Linked DNA regions of Homo sapiens: region 1 is linked to region 2. Evidence: chromatin contacts called from ENCODE Hi-C or POLR2A ChIA-PET data. All regions are on one chromosome and are shown on one strand. The core of a region is the stretch at or near the end of the contact, and the rest is flanking DNA. Distances in the headings are between cores, read along the strand shown. Region 1 holds the start of PCNX2 (pecanex 2). Region 2 overlaps PCNX2 (pecanex 2).

Evidence for each region. A loop is a pair of places that touch in the nucleus more often than their neighbours do. ChIA-PET counts read pairs that join two places held with the same protein, here RNA polymerase II (POLR2A). Pooled maps may share reads with other maps.
Region 1: a loop to region 2 is called in a pooled map, with 2.0 times the contacts of the local background. The contact joins the promoter of PCNX2 here to the enhancer-like site in region 2. A Hi-C loop is called at or near these places in 2 of 168 maps with a recorded cell type or tissue (Calu3 and IMR-90) and 2 of 50 pooled maps. POLR2A ChIA-PET finds 5 or more read pairs at or near these places in 4 of 52 experiments (MCF 10A, OCI-LY7, activated CD4-positive, alpha-beta T cell and 1 more).

What each region holds. Positions count from the first base shown.
Region 1 is chr1:233,294,458-233,297,157 of GRCh38, forward strand. It overlaps PCNX2 (pecanex 2), which reads right to left and starts at 1,268. Exons shown (of 34, transcript NM_014801.4): 1 at 869-1,268. The coding sequence starts at 1,021. RefSeq lists an enhancer at 654-703 and a silencer at 984-1,363.
Region 2 is chr1:233,239,945-233,242,661 of GRCh38, forward strand. The region is part of intron 8 of PCNX2 (pecanex 2); the gene reads right to left. Among named protein-coding and RNA genes, the nearest start is that of PCNX2, 54 kb to the right of the region's middle. Within about 2 kb of position 1,332, at least 4 of the 41 ENCODE cell types and tissues checked have a DNase peak (open chromatin) inside an H3K27ac peak, as active enhancers do.

The sequences.
Region 1 (2,700 bases), core at 18-2,517, 54 kb after region 2:
TCAAACTCGGAATCCATCAGTCATGCAAACTCATTGACGATTTTTGCTGTAAAAAAAATGATCAAATAATGTGTTAGGAATAAAGTCCTCCAACCGACATACCAAAATTAGATTCTTGGCACGTAAAGTTTAATAAGACATGGAACACCTTACCTGTACAGCTTTTCAAAGCAGGTAAACCATTGTTTTAATTACGTATAATTTACCTAAGAAGGCCATCTATGTAGTTCTTCAGCAAGCACTCACTTACCATAACCCCACTAAAATGTCAAGCCCCATCTAAATGTTGTAATACTTTGTTTAGCATAAAGTACATTAGATTTATCCATTATTATATCTTCCTACAGATTTCTATACATAGTGGTGTAGAAATTACAATGTGAGTAACTGATAACTGAACTGCCTTCTCAAAGCAAAACAAGAAAGAAGGTGAGGGGGGAAAAAGGGGACAATAACTGAAATGAGTCTGCTTTTTACATTTCGTTTTTCCTCTTGGCTACAATCTACAGCATTTCACACCAAACATTATCCCAAGCTACCCAGCTCTAAGGCCTAGAGTTACCCACCTACAAAACAGGCTGCACGCTCCCTGCCACAAGCAGAGTGACTCATCCTAACATCCGGCATCAATTCTTAATGAGTCCCCGAGCCCCCGCAGTCCTGTCTACTTCTTTTCTTTTCCAGTGAATCCTCACAGTCCCCTTTCCCTGCATGTTCTCTGTCCCAAATTTCTGAAGCCCCTCCCTTTCCGTCTCTTAAGAATCTCTACGAACCCGAAAGCCCGTGAGGCTGATGGCACGTCTGTGGTTCCTTTCTCCTTCTTCCCTCCATACCCACAGCTCCCCGGGACCGGACCCTCCCCACTCACCAGGTGCAGGGCCAGGGGCAGCAGCAGGAGGAACAGCCACAGGTAGAGGTGGCAGCTGTTGGTGAACTTGCTCTGCTCCGGGTCGTGGTACCAGCCCCCGGTGAGCGCGGCCCACACGCCCTGCCGGAGCAGCTGCAGCACCTGGGACACCATGCCGGCTGCGCCCCGGGGCTGGTGAGCGCCCCGCTGCACCCTGCGCGCCCCGGCCGGATCTCCAGGCTCCCTCAGGTCTAACACCCGGGCCCGCGGGCCGCGCCCCCGCCGTCGCCGCCGCCGTCGCCCCCGCCGCCTCCTTCCACCCCACGTTTGAAGCTGGAGCTGCTCTTCCGCCCGGACCCGCGAACCGCGGCGCCGGAGCCGGCTGCTGCGGCCGGGCAGGTGAGCGCCATGTCCGAGGGAGGAAGGATTTTCCCATCGTGCTCAGAGGCGGCTGCTCAGAGGTTGCTTCCGAGGCTCCTCCCAACGCCCGCCCAGTCCCTCCTTAGCCTTCGCTGGGGGCCAGAAGGATTTCTGTGAGTGCCTCCAGCCTTTTCTTTCTCTCTTTCTCTTTTTCTCTCTTTCTTTCTCTCTCTCTTTTTCCTTCCTCCTCCCTCCCTCTCTCTCTCTTTCTTCCTTCCTTCCTTCCTTTCTCTCTCTCTCTCTCTTTCTTTCTCGCTCTTTTTTTCTTTCTTTCTTTCTTTTTTTTTTTTGCCTCTCCCCTCTTCCCTTCCCCTTCTCTCTGATCCTCCTGTTAGGGGACGTGCAAGGGTGTTCTCATGCAGAAGGCACAGACCCAGGACACGTTCCTTGTCCTTGTCCTTTTTTGCACCCAAGTATTTACCTCATACAAGGTCCTGTCACACAGCACTCAAAGTAATTTCTTCTCCTGAGCACTTCCTGCACGACTTCATTCTCCTTAATTAAGGGCTGACCCCAGACGTTCTATTAATCTAAGCTCTACCTGGTCCTCTGCCACTGATCTTCTGTCCTCCCTGACTGTTTCTCCTCCACTCCCTGTTGTCCAACTTGGTGGAGAAAGAAGATAACCACCTTCCTGATAAAATTTTAGGAGCTTCAGTTAGCCTTAGTTTTTTATCTCTTTCCTAGAACATAATCCCAGGTATTTAACTGGCTATATAGAACATTAGTCTAAATCTCTCTATGCTGTTTAGACAGGAAGACCCACTGGACAAAAAATTAATAATCTTTAAGCTATTATATATTTTATCATTTACAGTGGATACAGTTTAGATTCTCTTTTGAGAGTGGGTTTTGGAAAGGGAAGAGATAAAAAGGAGCTTGTCTTCCTTTGGGATGAGGAGCAGAAGCCCTGTGTGAGCTAGAGCCTTAGGGAGAGACAAAGATTAGAGGGCTCCATGATTCCCAACACGCCTTCCCTGCATCATCCTTACCTGGTCTGTCCCAACACATCACACTCCTCTGACTTGTGTGCCTGCCTGTGTCCTGGCCATGTTCTGGTCTGCAGCAGCACTTACTTATGGCTGCCCTAGTCAGGCCCAGTAAAGGCACACCAGCCTTCCCAGGCTGAAACGAAGATAAGGACAGGCCCATCATGAGGAGAGGGCCCAGGACATGAAAGGCCACTGAGTTACAGCAAAAGCCTCACTATGGTGTGTCTGCCATCAGCTATAACCACTCTTCCTTCTACTTTACATTCATCAGTAGGAATGAATCATCAAAATGGAATATGGCTGCTTTCTGTACTGGAAGAGTAATTTTCTTAAAGACACAGCTTGTAAACAAATGGGCTTTTTTGTATATCTGCTCAAAATGCTTGTAACCTACCAGGTGCTGTATAAGTGTTTAATGGGTTAATCAACCAATCAACTCCA
Region 2 (2,717 bases), core at 82-2,581:
CTTTTATGAGGGTTGAGTATTCCAGACAAGGCATGGGCATATAAGAAAGATTCTCTTCTGAGCTTAATGACTGGTATATGTCTGCATCAGAAACCTGTATTGTCATCTGTATTGTCATGTGTATATGGGCTCTCCATTTGGCCAGGAGGAAATGGTTACATGCTTACAGTAAGCATTGCTCAAATGGAGACGTTTCCCTTATGTGATATAATTCTCTGGTGTCCTGATAGTGTAGTTATAATCCAGCTTGCCCACCCAAGTACCAAAGAGACGATGATGTCCACAAAAATCACTGAAACGGACAGGTGGACAGGAGCGCAATCTTTGAATAATTCCAAAGTCTATGTTCTTTGCTAGCGTCTCTTCTCCAAGTATTTGCTGCTTATTCTCTCTCATTTTTTTTAAGTTATAGACTGTGAGCAGCATAATCATCTAAAAAGACAGTATCTTAGTAACTTAAAGCCAAAGCGTTTCCCACATTAATACATATAAAGTGAAAGCGTTAAGTTTCAAGAGACATTTTCTCTTCCTCCAAAACAATAATGGAAATGGAAATATCCCAAGCCTGTAGTAACTATTCTGTGAACTACAGTACACGATACTTAGCACATCTGGTCTCAATTATCCCGTTCTCTGGTGAATCTTTGGTAAACTAGTTTGGTTCAGGGCTATAGCAGAGATAAGTTTATTTAAGCTAGATTGAGCTCCAAGCAATAGCAGAAATAGTGATTAATGGTGGAAATTTCTAAAAGTGCTGCCACTAGAAGGTAATAAAGACGGGCCTGGGGCTAGGATCTAGTCTGGGCCAGAAGAGTGCACTTCTGTATGGAAGGAGTTGGGCCTCAAATTGACCATGACGATATTCCACCATACTGGACTCACCAGGTTTCCACCATCTGAGCTTCTACAAGCAACAGACAGTCAAAATACATGTGCTTCTTCTACACTGTCTCACTGATATTGGAAAAACATTTCTTGAAATTCTTCATCTTCCCCAGAGTTTAAAGACGATAGCCTATCACTCTCAGAGAGAGGGCCTCCCTTTTTCTGCCTCTTTCCTTGTTTTTCAGGCTTCCTCCAGGGACATGGGCACAAGGCGCATAGAGGGACACAGAAATGAAAGTCCCAGCAACATGTTCAACATGTAGGATGTTTAACTAAAGCAGCACTGTTCTGAAAACCATAACCTGTTATTTTGAATTTTAACAGGGATTCTTGTTCAATTCTCCTTTTATGTGACAGTAAAATTTGTGTGAGTATCGGAGAAAAAGGCAGCAACACCGTGGAAGTGAGGCAAGGCTGGGAGCATGGGACCTGACTGCCATCATGTGGCAGCAGTGGCTGTTGCCACCGGAACAGAACCACACTGAGCGGCAGGGCCAATTCTCAGGCTTTCAGAGAAAATGCCCCAGAGAACAAAAGTCTTTCTAGAATCAACCTCACAAACCTTTCGTCCTTATGCCTCTATGCCTGGGTGAAAGTACAATCTCTTTCTAATACGTCTAAGAAAACAAGATAAGAATGACAGTGAAAGGAGCAAAGAGTAAAAAGTGAAAGCCAAAAAGAAAGGACATGGAAATTTGGGAGGGCAGACACTATTCCAAGGTAGACCCAGGTGATCATCTGCTTCTTGCCAATCTTTTCCACCTCCATGTGATCAAAGGCACCAAGAACCCACACAAGTTTTTCAAATTTGAAGCAGCAAATACCTATCTCTCTACTATCCAAATTAAGTGAGTGACGCAGCTATATGCATCTCTCAAATATTTGTAATAAAAGACGAAATTTCTAAACTATAATTGAATGGCACATGGTACTGGGTATATCTAATATCGAGAGAAGTCACAATGTTTTACTCTTCATTTTGAATATCTAGTTGACTTGTTTTATTGCCTCACATTCCTGTTCAGCTATTCCAAGTCAGAGTGTCACTATTATTTCTTCTGACTAAAGTTAAAAACACAGTCTAAACAGACATGATTATTTATTGCCGTTTTCTGCCTGCTTATCTTCTTTGGGAACCAGGTAGATAATTAAACATTGTGGCTTTAGAGGACTTTCCTGAAAGTTAATCCCAATAAGTAAGAGGTTTTGTTGAGATAAGGGTCAGAGAAGCTGATAATGTCAACAAAAGAGTAAGAACTCTGAGGAGGTAGTAAAGATTAAGTACAGGGCTTCAATCCACCTTTGGAGTATGGTACACAGTGGGTTCAGAGATATACGGCAGCTTTCAAACATAAGCCTAATTTATAAACTAAAAATATCTGCTAGATCTTTGCTACGATAATTCAAAAACAAAAGCCATGAATAAGTGAATTCAGATAAATATTTATATTACCATCCTACTCTTATTTTTTAAATAAAAACAAGTTGAAGTTCCATCCTTGATATAAAAATCCCCCAAAAAAGTACTGCAAACAAATTTGCTACAGAATGACTCTTCCATTCAGTAGACTACCATGCCTATTTTGTGAGTTATAGATCCTCAAAATGAATGTAAATATCATGTCTTTCCAATCAGATTTCACTGGGGAGCAGATGATATGCATTTTGCATGCATTTCCATTAGATTGCTTATGACACCGTAAAAGCCAGATTAATACTTAAACATGGTTATAGATTGTCCATAGAAGAAAGCTCTGCTATATTACTTGGATTCATTTATACACAAAGAAATATAAATATTTGCTGAACAAAAAAGAGAAACTATCAAGCTT